Regions from separate parts of the Homo sapiens genome. Here region 1 is linked to region 2. Evidence: chromatin loops called from intact Hi-C (ENCODE). Cell type or tissue: Panc1. All regions are shown on one strand. Each heading gives the region's core, and the rest is flanking DNA. Links, peaks and the distances in the headings are about the cores only.

Region 1 (12,992 bases), core at 2,983-10,982, 290 kb before region 2:
ATTTCAATGATAAGATTATGATCATTCAATCATCGATTTTTTTTTTTTCTTGAATTACTACTATGTGCTGGGCCTTATGAGGTATGTGGACTATCTATGAGAGCTTATCTTGCTAAGGGAGATAAATTAACATCAAACAATAAGCAGACAGTAAAACAGACAGCAGACAGCAAAACAAAAATTAAATTAGTTTGGCCTTAGAGTGATTAAGTCTATTATTCTTAACAGATCCAGCACAGAAGATATGAATGTCTTTGGTTCCCGTGTTATACAAGAAAAATATATCTCCAAAGTAAACATTTCCATAAAGCTGCATTAACCTCATACAGGCACTAGAATAACAGGATCAGCTTGTGCATTTTAAGATTGTAGCACTGTGCCGATGACTTTGAAGATGCGTTTATCTGTGTTAAATGAAATGTTATGCTGCCCTAACAGAATCGGAGTTGATGCTGCTTCCTGTCCTGACCCCTGTGGGTCTGTGTTCCCTGATAATTTTACACAACACTGAGGCGGGAAGAACGTAAATTCCAGGAATGCATTTATGGTTAATCTGTTGTTGAGGTTTAGTCAGACAGCCAGTGTTTTATAAACCAAGCCTCCCATGAAATTGGGCTGGAGGAAGAGGGATCTAATAGAGCAGATAATTACCACTTGCTCTCCATTAACTCAGCCCTTGTGCCCGGGACACTTTTCCTTTTGGCCAGCAAAATTGGAGTGGCTTTGTCATGTTTACAGGGAGCCTGCCTGTTGGCTATTAGAGAGGGACAGAAAGAATCTGCATATAGAAACCCTGAAAGAATACACACTAGGCAACTAATAAAAATGGTCGGGAACCTGAGCAGCATAGTGAGACCCTTTCTCTAAAACAATTTTTAAAAACTTAGCCAGGCATGGAGGCACACACTAGGTCCCAGCTACTCCGGAGGCTGAAGTGGGAGGATCCCTTGAACCTAGGAGTTTGAGGTTGCAGTGAGCTGTGATCGCACCACTACACTACAGCTTGGGCAACAGAGTGAGACCCAGACTCTTAAAAAAAAAAAAAAAAAAAAGTCTGGAATATATGGGCACTGAGGAGGTGTGAGCTTTCTCAGCGTATGCCTATTATAGAACAAACTCCTGCTTACATTTATCAGACCATGTTGCCAAATTAAATGAAACAGATGTGAGGCAGCCAGCTCAGGGCCAGGCCCTTAAGAAACCCTCAGGATTTGTTTCCAGTGCTTCTCTGACTAGTCCCCGATCCATATAATCATCATTGTTTGATAAATGACATTTTCATATGACATCCACCAGCAGGCTATCATGATTCTCGACATGGGTATCAAATCTCTGTTGAAATCTCAGAACTGTTGCTGGGTTTCTAGGTGACTAGAGGCATATCCCTTCACTTCTTTTTGCCTTAATTTCCCCTACTACAAAATGCAAATAATGATAGCTGTCTTCAGTCCTTAATTGTTGGGGAAAAAAAGATTTTAGAAACATTCTTGGCCAGATGCGGTGACTCATGCCTGTAATCCCAACACTTTGGAAGGCCGAGGCAGATGCGTCACCTGAGGTTAGGAGTTCAAGACCAGCCTGGCCAACATGGCGAAAACCCGTCTCTACTAAAAATACAAAAATTAGCCTGGCATGGTGGCAGATGCCTATAGTCCCAGCTACTCAGGAGCCTGAGGCAGGAAAATTGCTTGAAACTGGGAGGCAGAGGTTGCAGTGAGCCAAGATCACGCCACTGTACTCCAGCCTGGGCGACAGAGCAAGACTCCATCTCAAAAAAAAGAAAGTAACATTTTTGTTTCTTAGAAAAGGAGCATAACAATTTAGCCTTTGAAACCGAGTAGCTTAGTCAATCTTAGGCTAAAATATCCAGGCACAGACAGAGGTGAGAGGTGGCAAATGAACTATTTGAGATCTTAATTGGACCAGAAATAGAAGGCAGATTACAGTTTTACCTCTCATTTACTAAAAACAAAAATAACAGAATGGAATTAGATAGCATTTTTTTCAGGTTGAAACAAGGCCACTAAAACATTAGTAGGCAAATAGAAATTTGGAAAACTCTGGGAAGAGTATCCTTGAAGATTTCACTGCATATACTTGAAAGCAAAGTAGGAGAGTGGGAGATTGCAAGCTTTTCAGGTGGTCTTTAGAAATTCTAGTCATCCTTTTTTTAAATATAAATAAATCTCCATTTTAATACATTAATGTCTAAAGTATACCGAAAAAAAAGTTTTTTTTTGTTTTATTCCTTTATTCTTTGTAAAGAATTTCCACCATCAATAGGTATAGTGAAATTTTATCTCTTAGAAAAGGAGCATAAAAAAATTCCACCCATTAATGAAACAGTATTACAACCTGATCACTCACAAGCCAAAAAAGGTCCATATACAGCCAGGGACAGAGGGTTAGGAAATTAACCTCTTTTCTCAATAGCTGTTGGCACGTTCATGCTTAGTCGGTAAACGGGGACTCTTGCCAACATCAAAATCAGTTTAGGTATTGCACCTTCCCTGCCTCAGGTGTCCCCACATGATGCCATCTGCTTCTCCATAGACATGGTCGGACTCTGTGTTCTTGGCAGAGTGAGGGCGAATACTATCCATTTCTATTTTGAGCACCGTTCGTTCCCAAATGCCACCTGAGTAACATACGAAATTCTCTCTCTCTTTCTCTCTCTCATTCATACACATACACACAATCCATGGAGCCCAGGGAAATTAAGAAAAAAAAAAAGACATGTCATTTTTAATGAATATTGCTGAGCTGTTGATTTGTGATATTGTGAAACATGTTTTGAAAGGTACCATTTGCAGCCTTTAGTAGACTACAGGTTATTTTAGGTCAGCAGGTTAGAGCATTTTGAGGAGTTAATATTAATGTGTTGCTGTGAGCCTGTAGTTGGCCTAGGGATTATAAGATAACAAGGTAGTAAATATAGAAACGTTAGCATTATCTCTTATTTTCCATCATAAATTTAAGTTATAGGCCAGTTAGAGCATTCTTGGATTTTTTTTCAAAATCAAACTGTTTTAAAGAAACATTCTAAAGCTAAATTCTTCATGTATATTACATTTCCCCCTATAGTGATTTAAAATAAAGGAACATTTAAAGATTTAACATGATGGAACTTCTTCCTTCAGTTGCACTTGAGTGCAAAAAATCAACTTTCACAATGTTAAAGCCTAAAATACTGAAATTAAAAGTATAGTCTTCCCCAAGAATTTCTGGAAAATGCCCAGAATCTGTTGTTTGCCTTTCTAGTGCATATTCAATAAGAAGTCATAGAATTTACTTCAATCTCATAAAAGTTCCTGCCAAGTGAACAAGACAGCTGTTGTCTGGCAGTTGAGCCGTAGAGAGTTATGTGACTTGTTCAAGTTTACAGTGAAGGTAATAATCTCTGCATTCTGGCTAAGGTCTGTGTGTATCTTTTTGCTCTTGAAAGCTTGCTCTGTCCCGCCATGGAGTACTCTGACCGGCAAGCAGAATAAAATAAGCAGTCATTGGGTATTCACAAACACATAGAACTTTGTTTTTCATTTTTAAATATCTTTATTTTTTAGAGCAGTTTTAGGTTCACAGCAAAATTAAGCTGAAGGTACAAAGATACCCCTTATCCCACCTACCCCAACACATGCACAGCCTTTTCTATTATCAGCATCGTCCACCACAGTGGGACATTTGTTACAGCTGATGAACAGACATTGGCACATCATTATTACCCAAATTCCATAATTTACGTTAGGGTTTACTCTTGGTGTTGTTCACTGTATGGATTTGGACAAATGTATGATGACGTGTTTCCACCATTATAGTATCACACAGAGTTGTTTCCTCAGTATCTATGGGTGATTGGTTTCAGGGCAACACCCTCCCCCCTTGCCCACCCCCACAAATCCATGGAAGCTCCAGTCCCTTATATAAAATGGCATAGTATTTGCATATAACCTACGCACATCCTCCTGTATACTTTAAATCATCTCTAGTTTACTTATGATACCTAATATAATGCCATTGCTACGTAAATAGTTGTTATGCTTTAGGGAATAATAAGAACAAAAAAAGCAGAACATGTTCAGTATAGATGCAAGCATCCTTTTTTTCCCCCATTATTTTCTATCTGCAGTTGGTTGATCCACAGATATGGAACCTAGGGATATGGAGGGCTGACTGTGCAGAATGTTTCTTTAATCATTGGTAAATCACCAACATTAAAACTCATGCGTGCTTATTGCCATCCGAGTGTCTTGTTTCAAGAAGATATTACAGTCAAAGCTCAAACAAGTTATGGGCAGAGCCATCAAGAATTCATTTAGACTGTAAACTTTTAATGACCCACCCAACCTTCTAACCAGTTTATTTCCCCTTTCCAAGTAAATATTCTTAGTGTAGGAGAGCATTTCTCCCCATCTTTCTTCTCTCTAAGTAAAAATGCCCGACGCTATGGGCAGTGCCTAGATTGGGCGCATTGCCCCATCTTGGTGTTTGCAGCAACAGTTCTTAGCCTGGACTCACCAGGACAGGGTGATCTTGGTCACATGCCCAGCTCTTCTCTCCAACTCAAGAAAACCTCATGGAGTGAAAATGAGAGGGATGCCATTCTGAGGACTCCTTCAGCTTTTCCAACCTTGTAAAACAGACTCATGAGCATTGGTGCTTTGTTAATAATACTCGTGTTAGAAACAATAATATTTACATAGTATTAAAAACAGTAGTATTTATGGAACATTTAATAAGTGCTAGGCATTGTCTAGTGTTTTCCTTCATCATCCCTTTTAATTCTCTCAATAATGCTACAAGGTAGTTACTCTTATCGTACCCACTTTACAGAGGAGGAAACAACTTACCTGGTTATAGAACGCACCATTACCAGACTGTTGAGCCTGAACTCAGACCCAGGCCAGCTTACTGCAGAGCTTATATCATCACCCAGTGTGTTGTATCCAAACTCCCTGCACAGTGGAGCCCCACAGGTGTTACTGTGCTTGTCCTCTTCTTGGTCCTCACAGGAGCCTGGGTCATGGAGCTGATGCCTCTGAAGCTTCATGGGCACAGGCAGCAGGGGATGGAGGTAGAGTAGAAGACCCCTCAGAGATATTGCCAGCGTGGGCTGGGGCTCCTGTGGTACCATAAGGGTTGCCTGTAGCTACATATGCCTCAGCCTGAACTCATACTAAAATGACTCAGTGACTTTATTGAGCATATGGTATGTTCCAGGAACCGCTATATATACATTATTCCTTGTTGCTTTTGTCAGCAAGCGTGCTCATGTCATGAAAATAACAAAGTGAGCATTTTATTTGTATTCCTTGGCCACCAAATTAGATGAGTGATTTATGTTGGGGAGAACTAAATGTCTGGCATAGGCTGTAACAGAACATCACAGATTTAGATGGACATGTTCCTGCTGGGTCAAAAGCTGTGAATGACCCCAGTAGCCTGGGGAGAGGCCTATATAGCAGGAACTGGGAGCCAGAGGTCCTCAGGATACAATTCAGATCCCCAAAAGGTGACCTGTGGCCTTCCTGGTGCAGAGTTTGGGGCCATTGGATAATGCCATATGCCAGGCTCTTACTGTGTCCTAGGCTCAGTGCTGAGGTTTTACCAACATAAATATTGCATTGACTCTTAAAACAATCTACGAGGTAGATGCTGTGCCCATTTTACAAATGGGAGGAACTGACACTTAGCAGGGGTGAATGATGTGGCAGTAAAGCGCAGAGCTGGTTAGAGCACAGGTCTTCCTGGGTCCAAGTCCCTGTGCTCCACTTCCTCCACCGACAGTGTCAGAGTTACAGAGGGGAGTGAAGGATGGTCCAGTCCTTCTCAGCAGCCTAGAGCAGGGGAGCAGCCCAGGGTTAAGCAGGTGTGACTCCTCGTGGAGTGCATCCCTATTTCCTGAGCCCCACTCGCTGTTAGAAACCAAGGTATTGAGGGCTTAGTGAGAGTTTTTCACCATTTCCTGCTGCTTTAGGTCCTCCCATTTCCAGTTGTTTTCTTCCTACTCCAGGGATCTCCTCCCTTCCCCAGGGTTGAAGCAATGCACACTGAAGTATTAATAGTAGTGATCAGCACCTTCAAGACAGCAGGACCCTTCTGTTGCCTTCTGGCTGTGGTGTGATGTCCTAGGGCCTGTGGTGCATAAGCAGGTGGAATCTAAGCACTGACCCTGGTCATTCTACATATAAGAGGAAGAGGACTAGGAAAGCTCGACAAATGCTGTTCTCCTCTTCATGGCAAAGCCTTGCTCTTTGGAATCCTTATCTGCATTTAAAATGTGTAGTCTTCAATCATTGTGTCTTGGGATGCTTGGTATATTTAGTTCCATCACAAAAGGCCTCTGGCTTACTTATTAATGAATTCTGAAATTAAGTTGTCTTTTAAAAAAGATATAGGAGCAAGAAAAAAATTAACTTAGTCTTTGTAAAACAAATATTTGATGAATATTTGTAATCTCTCCCTGAGTGGTTCTAGCCACAGGGGTGTTAACCTACAGAGCTTCCTAGAAAGAGCACCATACAAATGGCCATAAATCACTGGCCCCGAAGAAGGAAGATTCTCTCTTATTTTGCCTCCTGGAATGATGGGAAATAATTATAGAACTGGGATGAAAGAGGAATTATATTATTCTTGTGTTGGCATATGTGCTTTTTATTATGTTTTGGTAGGTCTTTATTGTCTGATATTGGAGGAGCAAGGGGAACCAGACATTACTGTCAGCATGTACATTTCATGCTAGGGTTTACCAGAAAGAAACTTAGAATCAACAGTTATCTGAGGCCTGCTGTGTCAGAGCTTGGGGCTTTTATGTGAGCCGTCAAATTCAGACCTCACCAGTGTGTTCCAAGGAAGCGTCTCTGCCTGTACTTCACTGGCAGGACCCGCCTGAGGGAGAGTAAACAGCCTCACAGATGTAGTCCCACAGCTCATGTCTGAGGCCAACATGGCAGCCTGCTCTGCAGGGTTGCCTCTTACCATGCGGCTGACTTTCCACCTAGAAAAAAATCTGTGTTAGCAGTGATGTCCGTGGTCTCTCAGAACACACAGGGAGTCCTTTCTAAAAATTCTGTCTTCACAGCATTAAGATGATTATAACTAACACATATTGAGTTATTATATATCAGGATTAGCCTAAGCACTTTGATTTTATTTATTTACTTATTTTATTTATTATTTTGAGACAGAGTCTCGCTCTTGCCCAGGCCGGAGTACAGTGGCAGTCTTGGCTCACTGCAACCTCTGCCTACCGGATTCAAGCGATTCTCCTGCCTCAGCCTCCTGAGTAGCTGGGACTACAGGCACGCATCACCACGCCTGGCTAATTTTTGTGTTTTTAGTAGAGATGGGGTTTCACCATGCTGGCCAGGCTGGTCTCGAAATCCTGACCTTGTGATCCGCCCGCCTCGGCCTCCCAAAATGCTAGAATTACAGGCCTGAGCCACTGTGCCCGGCCAGCAGTTTTCTTTTATTAACCCATTTAAACCTCACAATATCTCTGAGGTTGGTTCCATCATTTCACTGATTGTACAGATGAGAAAACTGAGGCACGAAGAGGCTAAACTACTTGCTGGTGTTTCATAGTCTACAGAGCCAATTCCAGTCTCAGAAATTGCATTTACTGAGAGCCTACCAAGTACCCAGATCTTTAGGGGGTATAGAAGAAGTTTAACTAGAATCTATTTTCTTATGTATTTAATGAATTTTTTTGTTGTAGAGAGTAAAATGACATGAAATTGGAAATGACTGTGATAAATGATTTTCATAGTATAAAAATTGGTACCAAGTCTTTCTCATCCCTTTCATGTCATGGTTTCATTCTTGCAGTTCTCTTTCTATTCTTACCTCTTTTATTTCCTTAAGAAGAGGAAAGGGTAGGGAAAACCTTTAAAGTGAGGAAGGTGTCAGCTTTTTAATAATGTGCCAACTTGCTACCTCTGTCTTTAATGTCTCCCTGTGGCTCTTGGTCACACTTCAGAGTGAGATGACTGGAGAAAGTCTTCAGAAGGCATTAGCTATGATCATCTTGCATCATTGCTCAGCCCTTCTGACCTTGGGCCTGTGTGTTCATCTTAGGGCACAGGCCCCAAAAGGACAGGGTACATCAGTGTTTCTAGATGGCCCAATTGACACTTGATGCTTTCCTGCCTTGGGCTGTTTCACCCAAAGCTCTTAGGATTCCTTATGTCTCCCCTTCCCACCTTATACTTGTTTCACCCAGGAAAGAGCCTCTGTCATGCCCATCGTCTCCTTCCCTCCTGAAGGCTCAGTATCTGGTTAATTACATGACATAGGAATTACTTACCATCTATTTTGGCTATTTCCATACACATTCTGAGAACAAAATAAAAGAGCTCTTCTCCATGCCCCTCTCATAATTTCTTCCCATGCCCTTTTTTGGGGAAGGCAGGCCAGTCAAAGCAGTGATGGCTTTGATCAGAGCAACGAGCAGATCATGATTTATTATTGCCGGAGTAGACAGTGGGCTACATTAGAGGACTGCTTAGACGCATGCTTATTCTAGAAAAGGCTGAAGGAAGAAAGAACCACCCCTTTCCCTCCTCTTCTCAGCTCCCTTCTGCTGGGAGCACCTGGCTGCCAGTTCCCAAGTTCCTCTCCATGGGGAATTGCAGCTCCAAGGTGGCCTCCTGGAGCTGCCTAACTCCGCCTTCACTGAAAATAAGGTGATTGAACTGTAAAGCTGAAATCCTCTGCAGTCATGTCTCCTCCAGAGTCTTCAAGGTCACTCCCACTTTTTTTCTAGACACAAATGGGGTCATTTTTGTAATTCTAATTAACACTGTCTCCAGACATAAATAAAATTTTAAATTTCTCATTGCTATCAGCTGTTTCCACTATGTTTTTCATAAATTGGAATGCAATTTTAAACAGTTAATAAAATTCTCCAGTACAAGAGCAAAACAAGAAGTTAAAGGAACACAATAGTCTAGAAACAGAAGATTTTGATGTATTTTTAAATTGATATGTATGTTATCTGTTCTATTTAGATTACAAACTTAGAGTAATGAATTTGCTTCAGTAAATTTCTTTGTGACTGTGAGTGCTATTGCTTATATTATAATTGGGTCTGGGTCCAAATATATATTGAACTTATTTTCCAAAAGAAATACTCTCCTTAGATTGTGGCATGGCAGGAAAGCATACTGTTCCTAGTAGTCCTCTCCAAACTCCTTTAAAAACTGAGCTTTATGGCAAATTTGTAATGAAGATGTAACACTTTCACTACTTAAACCATGACTTCAATTTGTGATATAATTAAGGGCAATTACTCCTGTTAGAGATTGTAGACTAGGTTAGGCTGAGTTAATAAATAGCTGTTTGGCTCTGGCATTAGCAAGGATGTCTTCATTAGGGTAGTAATGTGTCAAGAGTGCTAAATAGGTTGCCATGGTATTTGTGGGTTTCAGCCTGGACTCTGGCTTTCCCTGAAATTAAAAATGTTCAGCCTTTAATAAAAGGCACTTCCTTACACAGCAAAGCAGACAGAACACTAAATAGGTGAAATGACCAGGGCTCAGGAACTTGATTGCAGAGGCTGATGAATACACACGTGGATATTTTAAAGTAAGCATTGACTCTGACAGGCTTTGTTAAAAAAAAAAAAAAAAGAAAGAAAAGAAAAGAAAAAGAAAAGAAAATGTTTTAGATCTGTATCTCTTCATTTTTCCATCCATTCATCCATCCAGAGGGACTGTGCTCCAGCACATGGAAAAGCTGCTGCCCTGCTTCAGAAAACCTTGCCCACACTCAGGACCAGCTAACGCACAGGGATTAGGTCTTATTCATCTTTCAAATCCGCAGAGCCTAGCACACAGCAGATGTTCAAGAAATGTTTGCTAAATGAATACATAAATTCTGCTTACCCCTAGGCCAAATTGGCCCAAGAGTCAGACATTTTGGATTATGATTTTGTTAGTGGCCAACTTCCAGTATCTGAAGACAGTGGATTGTCCTCAGATGCTGTGACGAAGCCCTGGAAATGTAGAATCCATTGGCCTGTCTGTCTAGGAACAAGGCGTTGTGGTTGGATTAACTTATGTAGTGGTTCTCAGCGTGTCCACTGGACCAGCAGGATTCAAATACTGAATCTACTAAAGATCCTGGATGACTTATGGGAAGTTATGTTATTTCCAAAATTTTACAGTTAAACTATATTTTTTAAAAAGATGACAGCATACTGTAGTTCTCAAATATGTTTTTATTGTGAAAACGTTGTTTTCAAGACCCTGGGGGAAAACACCTAAAACATAAGGCCTTGTTTGTTTATCTGTGTGCCTGTTATGCTTAACGTTTCATGGAAATCTTAATTAGCAGAGAAGTGTAAAATAGTCCTGGATCCGATGGGGGAAGGAGCCAAAAGCTGCCAGTCCAAACTGTCCAGCCCACCTGTGCTGTTTGTCTGTGATTTTGATGAACCTGATGGATGATTCTGAACACAGCATTTTTTTTTCTTTTTACATGTGTTCTCAACGATCCATAATCCTAAATATCTCCTTAGCAGTTGAGGAATGGGGCTTTGAAAGCTCTTGGTAAGATCGATAAAAGTTAAAATTAAAAGCATTTCTGGCCAAACCGCAGTTATTTGCAAAATTTGGCTAAAGAGGACCTTATTTCTCAGGTGTCCTGTTAACATTAACTTCATTGCCTAGTACATAGTAGAAGATTAGTTTACACTACCAGATTATAGATATTAGCATTATGAAAAATTTGAAAATTCTGTTTTTTATTAGTAAATAAAAACATGAGCAACTGATGTTTCTAGAATCTAGATCCTAATTAAAGGAGTCTCATTCCAGTCTTTATATGTGCTTAAGTTTATGTTTTTCTTTTATCAAAACATACATTTAGACATTAAGCTTAACCCTAATGTAGCAACTGGCTGATTATTAATTCAGAATGTATGGAAAGCGTTTACCAGGTTGGCCTAATCTGCTCCATTAGTTTGCATCATAATTAATTTCTTGTCATTAGTAGACGTTCAGATGGCTAATTGATTCTGCTCCTTCTTCTAGGTTTATTTCAATCTACAGAGGACCCAGCCACACCTACAAGGTCCAGAGACTGACGGAATTCACATGCTACTCCTTCAGAATCCAGGCAGCAAGCGAGGCTGGAGAAGGGCCCTTCTCAGAAACCTATACCTTCAGCACAACCAAAAGTGTCCCCCCCACCATCAAAGGTGTGTAGACTATGTATTCTTTCTCGCTCTCTTGTGAGAGTAAGGAACTGTTGGGACTTATAGAAAGAAGCTCTTTTCTGATGTTAAATATAATGTCAGCAAGATAGAATCAAAAGAACATTCTAAAGAAGATTGAGCAATGATGGGTTGTCTGGGGGAAATGAGAGACCTTGAAAGGAAAGGGCCTACTGATGACTTTTCTCTGTAGGTATGCATGTTTATCAAAAATAATGGTTAGAAATAAGGGTTAAATTCCTGGTGCTGCAACCCTTAAGACAGTTTACCAAGGAAGGCGTCAGACTCCCCTTTCCTAGACTTTCAGAGAAGCAGAGGTTGGCATTCATCTTTCAGTGACTTTGGTGCCTAGAGACTGACTTAGGCAACTTCAGCAGCCTTTCTCTTTTGGCGCACAGCTCTTGGTGTGGAGCACTGCCTTTGGAAAGCTGTAGCAGCGTTCTGCTCTAATCTCCTGGGGTACTTATCTTGAAGTTTCTTCAAGGATGACTACTTTCCTACTCTGGCCCCTTAATGGGATCAGGTACTGCAGAAGTTGTGAGAGCCCCATGTATCCAGATCTTCCCCATATCTCTCGAAGCTAGTGAACAAAAGACACTCTGCCTGGACCCTTCTTCCACCGGGTCTGCTGAGCCCTCAGCCTGTTATATAGCCACAGAGCTATGCCTGACTGCGGCTGACTTGCAAGGCAGGAAATAGCAATAGAAACCATAGCATGCTCAGCCTGTCCACCCAGCCACTCATGGACTCCTGAGGCCCTGCCTCATCTCCTGCAAATACTGTGGTTCTTGTGGAGGTCCCTGCAGCTTGTCTTTTAGGGGACAGACAGCACAAGTGGCTTATCGAGCTATTGCTCAAAATAACCCTAAGGCTGACAGATAGCAGGGTAAGTACAACCTGCACAAGAGATCCTTGCATATGTGTTTGACTCTCTACTCCCACATGAAGGAGGTGTGTCAGCTACAACCAGGGCACAAAGTCAATTATAGGAACTTTCCAGGACCTGGGTCAGGATTTGGCTTGGATTCTACGAACCTCATAGCTCCTTTCAGGATTAGTTTAGGGTAAATACCTTCCTCCTGCTTCCCTGCCCTGCAGACTCTTTGGCAGACCCTTCTTTATGTGACTAAGACATGAGTATGAATGTGCATACACATGCACGGCCTTGTCAGGTCACTTTGGCAGTAAATGCCCTGGCCCTTTGGTGCAGCTTTGCCTTTCAGTTATAACACAAAAGATGTCTGAGCACACTGTGGCTGCTTTGGTTTATTAGTACCAAGGAAGGGTGGCCACATTGATCAGTTATCCCACTTCAGGGGTCTTTCTAGAAAGTATGAAGGAGTACTATCTTTGCCTCTCAAAGTGATTCTTGGTGGGGATTCATTTTACAAAAAATACAATGGCACATTGATAGTGCTTGCATCTCCCAGCCTTTCTACTTCAGAAGGTCAGTTTTCCCACTCTGATGCATGATCAGGTAGTCTTCCTCTCACTCTTAGACTCAGGAAATTATTGTCATAGCTGGAGGACAGTTTAATCTGATAGGCTTCCTTATTTAGTTTTTTCATAAAATGCTTGGAATTTTGGCCTAGTATTTCCAGCGTAGGCTCCTTTTCTTCTTCTTCTTTTTTTTTAAGGAAAGCATTATTTTTCTGAAACAATAACACACAGAATTGCAAGCAGAAACAACTGTCTCTAAAGAATTAGTTGCATGTAATTAGGGATTAAAGTATAAGGGGGTTCAGACAGGAGATATACATTCTAGTTACAAAATAGGAAA
Region 2 (12,992 bases), core at 1,584-9,583:
AGTTTTTAGCATGAAGGCTGTTGAATTTTGTCAAAGGCTTTTTCTGCATCTATTGAGATAATCATGTGGTTTTTGTCTTTGGTTCTGTTTATAAGATGGATTACATTTATTGATTTTCATATGTTGAACCAACCTTGCACCCCAGGGATGAAGCCAACTTGATCGTGGTGGATAAGCTTTTTGATGTGCTGCTGGATTCGGTTTGCCAGTATTTTATTGAGGATTTTTGCATCGATGTTCATCAGGGACATTGGCCTAAAATTCTCTTTTTTTGTTGTGTCTGCCAGACTTAGGTATCAGGATGATGCTGGCCTTATAAAATGAGTTAGGGAGGATTCCCTCTTTTTCTATGATTGGAATAGTTTCAGAAGGAATGGTACCAGCTCCTCTTTGTACCTCTGGTAGAATTTGGCTGTGAATCTGTCTGGCCCTGGAATTTTTTTGGTTGGTAGGCTATTAATTATTGCCTCAATTTCAGAACCTGTTATTGGTCTATTCAGGGATTCAACTTCTTCCTGGTTTAGTCTTGGGAGAGTGTATGTGTCCAGGAATTTATCCATTTCTTCTAGATTTTCTAGTTTATTTGCGTAGAGGTGTTCATAATATTCTCTGATGGTAGTTTGTATTTCTGTGGGATCGGTGGTGATATACCCTTTATCATTTTTTATTGCATCTATTTGATTCTTCTCTCTTTTCTTATTAGTCTTGCTAGCGGTCTATCAATTTTGTTGATCCTTTCAAAAAACCAGCTCCTGGATTCTTTGATTTCTTGAAGGGTTTTTTGTGTCTCTATCTCCTTCAGTTCTGCTATGATCTTAGTTATTTATTGCCTTCTGCTAGCTTTTGAATGTGTTTGCTCTTGCTTCTCTAGTTCTTTTAATTGTGATGTTAGGGTGTCAATTTTAGATCTTTCCTGCTTTCTCTTGTGGGCATTTAGTGCATAAATTTACTTCTACACACTGCTTTAAATGTGTCCCAGAGATTCTGGTATGTCATGTCTTTGTTCTCGTTGGTTTCAAAGAACATCTTTATTTCTGCCTTCATTTCCTTATTTACCCAGTAGTAATTCAGGAGCAGGTTGTTCAGTTTCCATGTAGTTGAGTAGTTTTGAGTGAGTTTCTTAATCCTGAGTTCTAATTTGATTGCACTGTGGTCTGAGAGACAGTTTGTTATAATTTCTGTTCTTTTACATTTGCTGAGGAGAGCTTTACTTCCAACCATGTGGTCAATTTTGGAATGAGTGCAATGTGGTGCTGAGAAGAATGTATATTCTGTTGATTTGGGATGGAGAGTTCTGTAGATGTCTATTAGGTCTGCTTGGTGTAGAGCTGAGTTCAAGTCCTGGATATTTTTATTAACTTTCTGCCTCGTTGATCTGTCTAATGTTGACAGTAGGGTGTTAAAGTCTCCCAATATTATTGTTTGGGAGTCTAAGTCTCTTTATAGGTCTCTAAGGACTTGCTTTATGAATCTGGGTGCTCCTGTATTGGGTGCATATATATTTAGGATAGTTAGCACTTCTTGTTGAATTGATCCCTTTACCATTATGTAATGGCCTTCTTTGTCTCTTTTGATCTTTGTTGGTTTAAAGTCTCTTTTATCAGAGACTAGGATTGCAACCCCTGCTTTTTTTTGTTTTCCATTTGCTTGGTAGATCTTCCTCCATCCCTTTATTTTGAGCCTATGTGTGTCTCTGCATGTGAGATGGGTCTCCTGAATACAGCACACTGATGGGTCTTGATTTATCTGATTTGCTAGTCTGTGTCTTTTAATTGGGGCATTTAGCCCATTTACATTTAAGGCTAATATTCTTATGTGTGAATTTGATCCTGTCATTATGATATTAGCTGGTTATTTTGCTCGTTAGTTGATGCAGTTTCTTCCTAGCCTCGATGGTCTTTACAATTTGGCATGTTTTTGCAGTGGCTGGTACCAGTTGTTCCTTTCCATGTTTAGTGCTTCCTTCAGGAGCTCTTGTAAGGCAGGCCTACTGGTGACAAAAATCTCTCAGCATTTGCTTGTCTGTAAAGGATTTTATTTCTCCTTCACTTATGAAGCTTAGTTTGGCTGGATATGAAATTCTGGGTTGAAAATTCTTTTCTTTAAGAATGTTGAATATTGGCCCCCACTCTCGTCTGGCTTGTAGAGTTTCTGCAGAGAGATCCACTATTGGTCGGATGGGCTTCCCTTTGTACGTAACCTGACCTTTCTCTCTGGCTGCGCTTGACATTTTTTTCTTCATTTCAACCTTGGTGAATCTGACAATTATGTGTCTTGGGGTTGCTCTTCACGAGGAGTATCTTTGTGGCATTCTCTGTGTTTCCTGAATTTGAATGTTGGCCTGCCCTGCTAGGTTGGGGAAGTTCTCCTGGATAATATCCTGCAGAGTGTTTTCCAACTTGGTTCCATTCTCCCCGTCACTTTCAGGTACACCAATCAAAAGTAGATTTGGTCTTTTCACATAGTCCCATATTTCTTGGAGGCTTTGTTTGTCTCTTTACTCTTTTTTCTCTAAACTTCTCTTCTTGCTTCATTTCATTCATTTGATCTTCAATCACTGACCCCCTTCTTCCACTTGATCGAATCGGCTACTGAAGCTTGTGCATGTGTCACGTAGTTCTCGTGCCATGGTTTTCAGCTCCATCAGGTCATTTAAGGTCTCCTCTATGCTGTTTATTCTAGTTAGCCATTTGTCTAATCTTTTTTCTAGGTTTTTAGCTTCTTTGTGATGGGTTCGAACATCCTCCTTTAGCTGGGAGAAGTTTGTCATTACCGATTTTCTGAAGCCTAATTCTGTCAACTCATCAAAGTCATTCCCCATCCAGCTTTGTTCCGTTGCTGGCGAGGCGCTGTGATCCTTTGGTGTAGATGAGGCACTCTGATTTTTAGAATTTTCAGCTTTTCTGCTCTGGTTTCTCCCCATCTTTGTGATTTTATCTACCTTTGGTCTTTGATGATGGTGACCTACAGATGGGGTTTTGGTGTGGATGTCTTTTTTGTTGATGTTGATGCTATTCCTTTCTGTTTGTTAGTTTTCCTCCTAACAGTCAGGACCCTCAGCTGCAGGTCTGTTGGAGTTCGCTGGAGGTCCACTCCAGACCTTGTTTGCCTGGGTATCACCAGCAGAGGCTGCAGAACAGCAAAGATTGCAGAACAGTAAATGTTGCTGCCTGATCCTTCCTCTGGAAGCTTTGTCTCAGAGGGGCACCTGGCTGTATGAGGTGTCAGTTGGCCCCCACTGGGAGGTGCCTCCCAGTTAGGCTACTGAGGGGTCAGGGACCCACTTGAGGAGGCAGTCTGTCCGTTCTCAGATCTCAAACTCCATGCTGGGACAACCACTACTCTCTTCAAAGCTGTCAGACAGGGATGTTTAAGTCTGCAGAAGTTTCTGCTGCCTTTTGTTCAGCTATGCCCTGCCCCCAGAGGTGGAGTCTACAGAGGCAGGCAGGCCTCGTTGAGCTGTGGTGGGCTCCACCCAGTTCGAGCTTCCTGGCCACTTTGTTTACCTCATCAAGCCTCAGCAATGGTGGACACCCCTCCCCCAGCCTTGCTGCTGCCTCGCAGTTTGATCTTGGACTGCTGTGCTAGCAGTGAGCAAGGCTCCATGGGTGTCGGACCCGCCGAGCCATGCGCGGGATATAATCTCCTGGTCTGCCATTTGCTAAGACCACTGGAAAAGCACAGTATTAGGGTGGGAATGTCCCGATTTTCCAGGTACCATCTGTCACAGCTTCCCTTGGCTAGGAAAGGGAATTCCCCGACCCCTTGTGCTTCCCGGGTGAGGCGATGCCCCACCCTGCTTTGGCTCACACTCCGTGGCTGCACCCACTGTCCAACAAGTCCCAGTGAGATGAACCCAGTGCCTCAGTTGGAAATGCAGAAATCACCCATCTTCTGTGTCACTCATGCTGGGAGCTGTAGACTGGAGCTGCTTCTATTCTTGGAACCCAAGCCATTTCTTTTCTAACAGAAAAACGACTTGAAGGGCCAGTCTGGCAAGCTTTGATATGCAAATGCTGGCTATTAGAAATTGTCCACCCAATATGGCAACTCCTGCCTTCTTCTTCCTGTCCCGGTGTGTGCCACGTGTCATGGCTGCCTCCGGATAACACCATGTGTTCAGAACATCATGGCAACCTGCATTTGCATATTAAAGGGCTAAGGTGGGTGGACCAGGTGTTTTGCAGGCTACATAAATGACACACCTGGTCAAACCAATCCCCTGGGCCCTATGCAAACCAGACACTGCCCCCTGCAGCATCCCAATATAAGCAACCACTTTTCTGCCACACACCAAGTTTCTGTTTGTTCTAATCCCCCCTCCCTCTGTCTCTGTATGGGGGAGCTGTTTTCTTCTTCCTTCCTTCTTGCCTAATAAACTCTCCACTCCTTAAAACCATTACATGTGTGTCTGTGTCATTTTATCTAAACTGGTGCGAGACCAAGGACCCTGGTGTTCCTCCAGTCATCGGAGCCGTATCATTTTGGTGCATTGGCCAGGAATTCATTCATCGGAGCGGTGAGTATGGAGCAAATCTCAATCTCAGATCTGTCCTTTAATCTCAAGGCTGTCTGCCGGCTATCCTGTTGCAAAACCTTCCTTCTTTCCTGGTTTCTCTGTCTGCGATCTCTTACTTTCTGTGTGTTGAATGTGTGGGAATTTTTACAGCCTAGAGAAGTAATCCTGTTAGGCAAGATCAGGAAATGCTGTAGACCTGGGATATAGCTCAGGAAAATGCCATTGCAACCTTCTAGGAACAGAGTTCTCCCCTTTTCCACCTCCAACAGTGAGATTACCGGCTAGTAATCCTCTGGCGAGCCCAAGGTATTTCTAAGCCAACAGCGCCGCCTAGTGGAAATAGAAATCCTCTTCATAGGACATATTGCTGGTCCTTTGCTGTACACTGCAATCTCCTTTCACACCACTAAAAATCAGGCTCTAGGCTACTTGTGTAAACAGGAGAGCTCTGTTTTCAACAGTTAGGAGTAAGATGTCTTCTGTGGCCAAATTTTAGTCTCAATGCGTCCCATCAGCAGGGAAAACGGCCATTCGGTTCCTATGTATTTTTAAGGCACCTACTCTGTCTCCAAGACAGTACTTAATTAGTAAGGGGATTTTAAGTACGGAAGTTAACCAGAACCATTTTTCTAGGAGTAAATGCTTTAGCACGGGGCATAATAGCAGGCAATCTAGCACACTACCTCCATTAAAGGAGCCTTGCTCAAAGACGACACAGTCTCTCTGGAGATACGTTTTTTGGGGAGCCAGGCAGATCACACAGGTTTAGGAAGTCAAAGGGAAATCACAGAAGGTGGATGACCTAAGGTTGCGCAGTAAAGCACGGTTAGTCCCATCACTTAGTTTATCCAGTTCCATGGCTTGGAGGACCATGTCTTCAACCATGGGCGGCATATTTAACTTGGTGGCAGAACCCAGGAACCAGGGAGGGAAAACAGTCGAACACTCCCTGTCTTTTCCTCCACCCTAGGTCATACGGAAAGGAAGGAGACTAAGAGGATGCTTTTATTCTCACTTCTTTTTCTAGATGGGTAACAGATTTTCTTCAGCTTGCACCCCTCTGGAGTGCACTCTACAGCACTGGAACACTTCCTTAACCTAAGGACTTTAAAGAGAAAAGCAACTCATTTTCTTTTATACAAGGGCATGGCATTTTTACTAAACCTTTGCCAAGCACTGTAAGATCAACCCAGCTCTTTTAGCAATCATATTGGGCAGTCCCAGGGAAAACAGTTCCCCAAAAGTTAAAGAAGCAACTTCCAGGGAACCATTTGAGGATCCCCCTTATTTGGGCCCCCTTCAAGTTCCCGTCTCATAACAAAACCTTAGGCAAATAAAAGATGACTTAGGCCAATTTTCTAACAACCATGATTGGTACATAAAAGCTTTCCAAAATTTAACTCAGGTATTTCACCTCACATGCAGGGATGTTACTCTCCTCCTAAACCAGACCCTCACTGCAGTTGAAGAGCAGGTAGCTCTGTAAGCAGCAGATAATTTCAGAGATGAGCAATATATCTCCTATAATACACCAAAAGGGAAGAAAGCAGGTAGGGAAAGTGAAAAAATATCAGAAACACCATTCCCAATAGGGAGGGAAGCAGTTTCAGTAAATAACCCTAACTGGAACACCAATAAGCTCAGGAAACAAATGGAAAAGGAAGCATTTTTTTTTTTTTTTTTTTTTTTTTTGAGAGAGTCTCGCTCTGTTGCCCAGGCTGGAGTGCAATGGCACAATCTCGGCTCACTACAAGCTCCGCCTCCCAGGTTCAAGCGATTCTCCTGCCTCAGCCTCCTGAGTAGCTGGGACTACAGGCACCTGCCACCACACCTGGCTAATTTTTGTATTTTTAGTTTACAAAAGAGTAGTTTCTTCTCTCTCCGACTGGAATATTACCGTGATGACTATAGCTTCAGCCTTCATCAGCAACCGTGAGGAAAAGACAGAGGCCTTGGGTCTAATATCTTTGAGACACTGAATTGACACCAATGCTTTCATTCGACTTCTCATTTTGTGAGAAAAATATTTAAAGAAGTATCTGGAGAAGTCCACTGTTAACGTGTTTTCTGTTACATGCAGGAAAACATAAAACTCTAATTGATACTAGGTAGATATAGAGAATGCACAGACATATATATTTTCCCCCCAGAAGGCAGAGCGTGAGCAAGCTAAATATAGCTAGGTATTAGGTCAGTATGATGAAAAATGTAATGATGGAGCTTTACAAAAACTGAATGGGCTGGCTAAAAACATAGCGACTCCTGTACTAGCCTCTCAAGTAGCTGGGACTACAGGCGCATGCCACCACACCCAGCTAATTTTTGTATTTTTAGTATACAAAAGAGTAGTTTCTTCTCTCTCCAACTGGAATATTACCATTATGGCTATAGCTTCGGCCTTCATCAGCAACCATGAGGAAAAGACAGAGGCCTTGGGTCTAATGTCTTTGAGACACTGAATTAACACCAACGTTTTGATTCAACTTCTCATTTTGTGAGAAAAATATTTAAAGAAATGTTTGGAGAAGTCCACTGTTCGTGTGGGCAGGGCAACACGCCAGCTACACTAAATGAGATCTGCCTAGGAAGCAGTGGAAAAAAATTATGTGAACTCCTAAGGGTTATTCCTTTAAACTCTAAGATGCTATGGCTGAACTTTTTTTAGAGTAATTGTATTTGCCTATTTCATGTTATGAGAGGAATTTGCCCTAAGGAAGTAGAACTATTTTAGCTCAGAATGGTAATATTTCTTCTAAAACTTATTAGGAAACTAGAAGGAATGTTTTGTGGATGTAGTTTTCCTAAAGGTCATGCAGAACTTCCAGGTATTAACAGATTTTGAAAGATGAATAATAGCCATTTTAGTGGTTATTTATTTTTTTGACATGGAGTCACCCAGGCTGGAGGGCAGTGGCACAATCTCGGCTCACTGCAACCTCCGCCTCCTGGGTTCAAGTGATTCTCCTGCTTCAGCCTCCTGAGTAGCTGGGATTACAGGCACCTGCCACCACACCCAACTAATTTTTGTATTTTTAGTAGAGATGGGGTTTCGCCATCTTGGCCAGGCTAGTCTTGATCTCCTGACCTCACGTGATCCACCTGCCTTGGCCTCCCAAAGGGCTGGGATTACAGGTGTGAGCCACTGTGTCCAGCTCATATCATTTTCAAAGGACTTGTGTAGCATACAGAATGGTTTCTAAATAATATCATCCATAATATTAGTTGATAGTCCATAATTCTAAATCCAGCATTTTTCAAAGCATTACCAATGAACAGGAACTTTTAAGATAAAGCTAAATATAGAAAAATAAGAAAAGTGAATTACTATAAATTACTATTCATATTATAATTTGAAATTTTGTTAATATTGTCTAAGACAAATCATCCTTTTGGGATAGTTTTTTTCACACTGTTCAAACTACCCTTCATCCTATAACGGCAGACATGACCTAATGATTCTCATTTTTAATCAACAGTGTTGTCAGACATTTCAATGATTCTGAACATAATATTATGACATTCAGGGCCAGAGAGCAAGCATTCTCTACTTGCTCTCAGCTGAAAGCAAAGAGGTTCTCAAGAGCTGTCAGCCTTTCTCCTTTATGTTCTGAAAGCCTCCTAAACTTGTCAGTTTACTTCCATTACACTTTTATTGAAAACAATGAAAGAAAAAAGTTACTACAGCGTTTATACTTTTAAAGTGAATGTCTTTTCTAATAAGGTAGAAATATCACAGAACCATTGAATGTTGGAATCAGAAGCATGTTTGGGATATCATCAAGTACAATAGCCACATCCTGACTATGAGGAAAGCTGGAGGGGCTAAAGGACCTCTCAAAGCTACACATGTAGAGTCAGCAGCAGAGCAGAGCTTAAAGCAGCAAGGGACTCTTACGGCCATCAGTAATCACACTCTTGCTTAACATGCAAATGAATAAAGCTATTTTTATAAAATCCTCCCCATATATTGGCAGTAACTCTAAATTCTAGTCATTTTTTAACCATTAGAGAATAACATTAGAAGCATCAGTAGTTAATGGTAATAATAATTTCCGTTTTATATGGGGTTTTATGGTTCACAAATATATTTTATAAAATAAGTTTCTAATATTTCATTTTCTTATATTGAGGGCTTTTAAAAGAACCAAAAACCTATTTTATGAAAATTTCATATTTAAAATTATAGTTGAGAATAATGGAAGATTTTTCCCATTATCTTTGCTCTCCTAGATAGTAACCAGATAAATGACTTCCCAGAGAAATGCATAGTCATATAAGATAAAACGTCTTTTTCTCTCCATTTTACTCAGAGTTTGATGATGAACTATGACTGGATATTGAAATAATCATTCTTTTATCCTTTGTAGTAAGGCTTACTTTGTCCAGTGGCAACATGATCAGACAAGCAGCTCTCAGATGACATGTGACAATATTAAATTCAATCTTAGCAAGCAGCTTCTCAATTTCACACTTGTGGTAGCTGGATTAACCCAATTATTTTTTGGAGGTTAAGGGAAACTTTTACATTTGCAGAATACCATCCTTCAGAAACCAGAAAGTAGGATTTCGTTAACTCAAAGAATTTTATGGAGATGGAAAGATCAGTTGGTATTTATTAAATTTTAGCACAGAATCAGATGGAGGGTTTAGGAAGAAGTAGATATGATTACCTAATAATTCACTTTGAGTTCTTCACTTTGATCCTCAAAAATGTGTGAAACTTGGGACTTTTACTTAGCATACCTTTCGGGTAAAATATTTTCATTGTACCAGTTCCAGGCTCTTGGTTCTAGCACAAAACCGCTGCTACACACACATACACATACACACACACACACACACACACATATATAGATATATATACAAATATATATATATGCTACCTATATATACACCTGCTACATGTGTGTATATATATTTACACATGCACATATCAGGTGTGTATAAATGTAGCATGTATATATACATACACACATGCACACAGGCACACACATACTTGTTACATATATAATTACACATGCACATATCAGGTGTATATAAATGTAGCATGTATATATACATACACACATGCACACAGGCACACACATACTTGTTACATATAGTCAGGTGCTGCATGATGACATTTTGCTCAAGAACAGATCACATATATGAGGGTGGTTCCATAGATTATGATGGAGCTGGAAAACTCTTATAACCTAGTGGCATTGTTGTCATTGTGACATTGTAGTGCAATTACTTAATTTTTAAAACAAATTTAGTGTAACCTAAGTGTACAGTATTTATAAGGCCTACAGTAATGCATAGTAATGTCCTAGGCCTTCACATTTGCTTACTACTCATTCACTGATTCACCCAGAGCAAATTCTACTCCTGCAAGCTCCACGGTAAGTGCCTTACACAGGGGTAGCATTTTTTAATCTTTTGTATCATATTTTGCTGTACCTTTTCTATGTTTAGATATACAAATACTTACCATTACATTGTAATTGCCTACAGTGCTGAGTACCAAGTTTCACCAAGTATTAGATCTACAAATACTTACCACTGCATTATAATTGCCTACATGTTGAGTACCGTTTCACCAAGTTGGACAGGCTAGTTTCAAACGCCCGACCTCAGGTGATCTGCCTGCCTTAGCCTCCCAAAGTGCTGGAATTACAGTGAGAGCCACCGCACCTGGCCAGGAAGCCCTTTTTAATACGCGTTTTAGAAGGCCTATGGAAAACCAGGGCCAAACCTCTCAATTACTCTAAACTGTCTATAATAGACCAAAAGCCAGATGAGAATCCTGTGGCCTTTATAGAAAGGCTGATAGAGGCACTAATAGAACACTCTTCCTTTTATCCCCTGATTCAGTGGAGAGACAGCTCATCCTGAAGGACAGTTTTATTACACAGGCAGCTCCCAATATTAGAAGAAAACTACAGAAGCAAGCTATGGGACCAAATAGCACCTTAGAGAACCTCCTGAAGGGGGCCACTTCGGTCTTTTATAATAGGGACCAGGAGGAGGCCCAAAAGAAAGAGAGAAAGCTCAGGGGAAGGACAAAGGCTCTAGCAGCAGCTTTGCAGGCTGGCAAAGTCCAGGAGCCCCAAGATGCATCCATTAGTTGCTATCAGTGTGGCAGGCCAGGGTATTTTAAAGAGGAATGCCCAGGCAGCAAGACGAAGCCACCTCAACCCTGTCCATCCAGTGGCAAAAACCAGTGGAGACAGAACTGTCCCCAGATATGGAGGTCACTGGGTTCAGAGCCAGTCTCACAGATGGTCCCACAGGACTGATGGGTCCTGGGGCCCAAACCTCAGCTCCAGCAGCTCAAACTGCCATCATAGCATAGGAGCCCCAGGTGATACTGGACATTGAAGAAAAGGAAGCAGACCTCCTTCTAAACACTAGACCCAGTCTCTCTCTTTTCTCCTCTCTAAGCCAGGCCTCCTCTCTTCCTATAGCGCAACTATAAGGGGCATTTCAAGAAAAACTCTAATCCAATATTTTTCTCAACCTTAGTTGTGGTTAGGAGGACCTATTTACAAATGCTTCCAAGCCATTGTCATAGTAGCTCTACTAGTCAGAAAAGCCTCCTAGTTAACCCTAGGAAATAATTTAACTGTTTACACCCCACATAATGTGGCAGGATCACTGTCCTCTAGGGGGAGCTCTTAGCCGGCAAACAGCCAGTGAAGCAAGAGGTACATAAAGCAGGAGAGGCAGTAGTCACTCTCCCCAAACACAAGCGCTCAATTGGCTGAGCTAAGAGCTCTTACAAGAGCACCTAAATTAAGCAAGGGAAAGGTGGCTAACATTTATACTGACTCCAAGTATGCTTTCCTGATTTTCCATGCTCATGCTGCCATTTGAAAGGAAAGGCATTTTCTTAACACTAATATATCTCCTATAAAATATTACCAGGAAATTAGCAGGTTATCCTCAGTTTTTCTTTCATGAGAGACAGCAGGGATGTATTGTAGGGAACACTGAAAGGGAACAGATAAGGTAGCAGAAGGAAACAGATTAGCTGATCAGGCAGCCAAGTCAAAGGCAAGGAAGCCTCAAGGCACTAACACACTTTGAGCCCTTCTAATCTAGGAGGGCTCCATTTTAAAAGAAATTAAACCTCAGTATTCCTCTGCAGAAACAGAATAGGCCACTTCTCAGCCGCATACTTTTCAGCCCTCAGGACGGCGACAGTCAGGATGGCAAACTCTATTTGCCAGCCTGCAGCCGATGAAAGTCCTTAAAATCCTTCACCGAGCTTTTTACTTGGGAATGGATAAAACTTACCAATGTGTTCAGAGATTTCTTTTCAGGCAGAAAAGCTCTAAATTGGTTAAGCATGTAACCTCTCTAAGCTCACTTCCCACAAGAATTAACACAACCAGCAGAAGCCCAACCCCAGGAAATAAAACCTTTATTTAACCCAAGAAATGTGGTATTAATAGAACATCTTAAGTTGAAAATTATAAAAGATAAGTGAGTAGGCTGAGCACATTGGCTCACGCCTGTAATCCCAGCACTTTGGGAGGACGAGGCAGGCAGATCACGAGGTCAGGAGTTCAAGACCAGCCTGGCCAACATGGTGAAACCCTGTCTCTACTAAAGATACCAAAGAAAATTAGCCGGGTGTGGTGGCACGTGCCGTAATCCCAGCTACTCAGGAGGCTGAGGCAGAAGAATCGCTTGAACCCGGGAGGCGGAGGTTGCAGTGAGTGGAGATCGCGCCACTGCACTCCAGCCTCGGCGACTGGGAGAGACTCTGTCTCCAAAAAAAAAAAAAAAAAAAAAAAGTGAGGGCTACTCATCTTACTCAGTCCCACCTTTACCCCAACAGATACTTTTTTTCATTTCTATCCTTTCCTGTCAAAATTTGCTACCAAATAGTAGAACTTCTTTTTAACGCATTATTTACAGGGAAATTTTAATTATACATGGGATTGCATTTGTAACTTTGTAAATCCCCAGAGGGAAATGTTATATCTTGGCAAGTAAAATTTTCAATGAAAATTATTTACTATGCCACTCTTGTGGAAATTGTTACAGTTACGCTACTATTCGCAATAGAACTATACACTGTGGCACCCACAATGTGGAATTCTGGTTGTAAAATTCTAATTGCCATAATATTTTGCCTGATTATCATCCTTATAACAGGATTAATTGCAGGAAAAATTTAGTCAAAGTTGTTTTACTTATAGCAGGAGTAATAGTTACGGATAAAAAGCAAACATAGAAGTTTTACTATCATTACGTTTAATAGGACTTTTTACTAAAGGTTGGTAATATAATGCACTCTAAGCTATGAAAAAAAGGTTATAAAGAAATACATTTTATATAAGAAAGGATTTTGTGGCCAGGTGCGATGGCTCATGCCTATAATCCCGGCACCTTGGGAGGCCGAGGCGGGCGGATCACTTGAGATCAGGAGTTCGAGACCAGCCTGGCCAACATGGTGAAACCCCAGCTCTACCAAAAATAT

Evidence for each region. A loop is a pair of places that touch in the nucleus more often than their neighbours do. Peaks named below come from ENCODE experiments on the same cell type or tissue, not always from the same donor. Only the 100,000 strongest peaks of a DNase experiment are listed, where the experiment ranks them.
Region 1: a loop joins it to region 2, with 3 times the contacts of the local background. A loop is called at or near these places in 8 of 110 quality-filtered maps.

Annotation. Positions count from the first base shown.
Region 1 is chr3:172,367,240-172,380,231 of GRCh38, forward strand. FNDC3B (fibronectin type III domain containing 3B) reads left to right here. Exons shown (of 26, transcript NM_022763.4): 24 at 11,031-11,197. Among named protein-coding and RNA genes, the nearest start is that of GHSR, 75 kb to the right of the region's middle. In Panc1, for the core only: no CTCF peak of the experiment used is centred there; no DNase peak of the experiment used is centred there.
Region 2 is chr3:172,662,164-172,675,155 of GRCh38, forward strand. All of the region lies in intron 1 of NCEH1 (neutral cholesterol ester hydrolase 1), which reads right to left. It overlaps LOC124909457 (a long non-coding RNA gene), which reads left to right and starts at 4,296. Exons shown (of 2, transcript XR_007096170.1): 1 at 4,296-4,519. In Panc1, for the core only: CTCF peaks have their summits at 4,859 (motif pointing left) and 5,066; a DNase peak (open chromatin) is centred at 4,858; H3K27ac peaks cover 1,209 bases.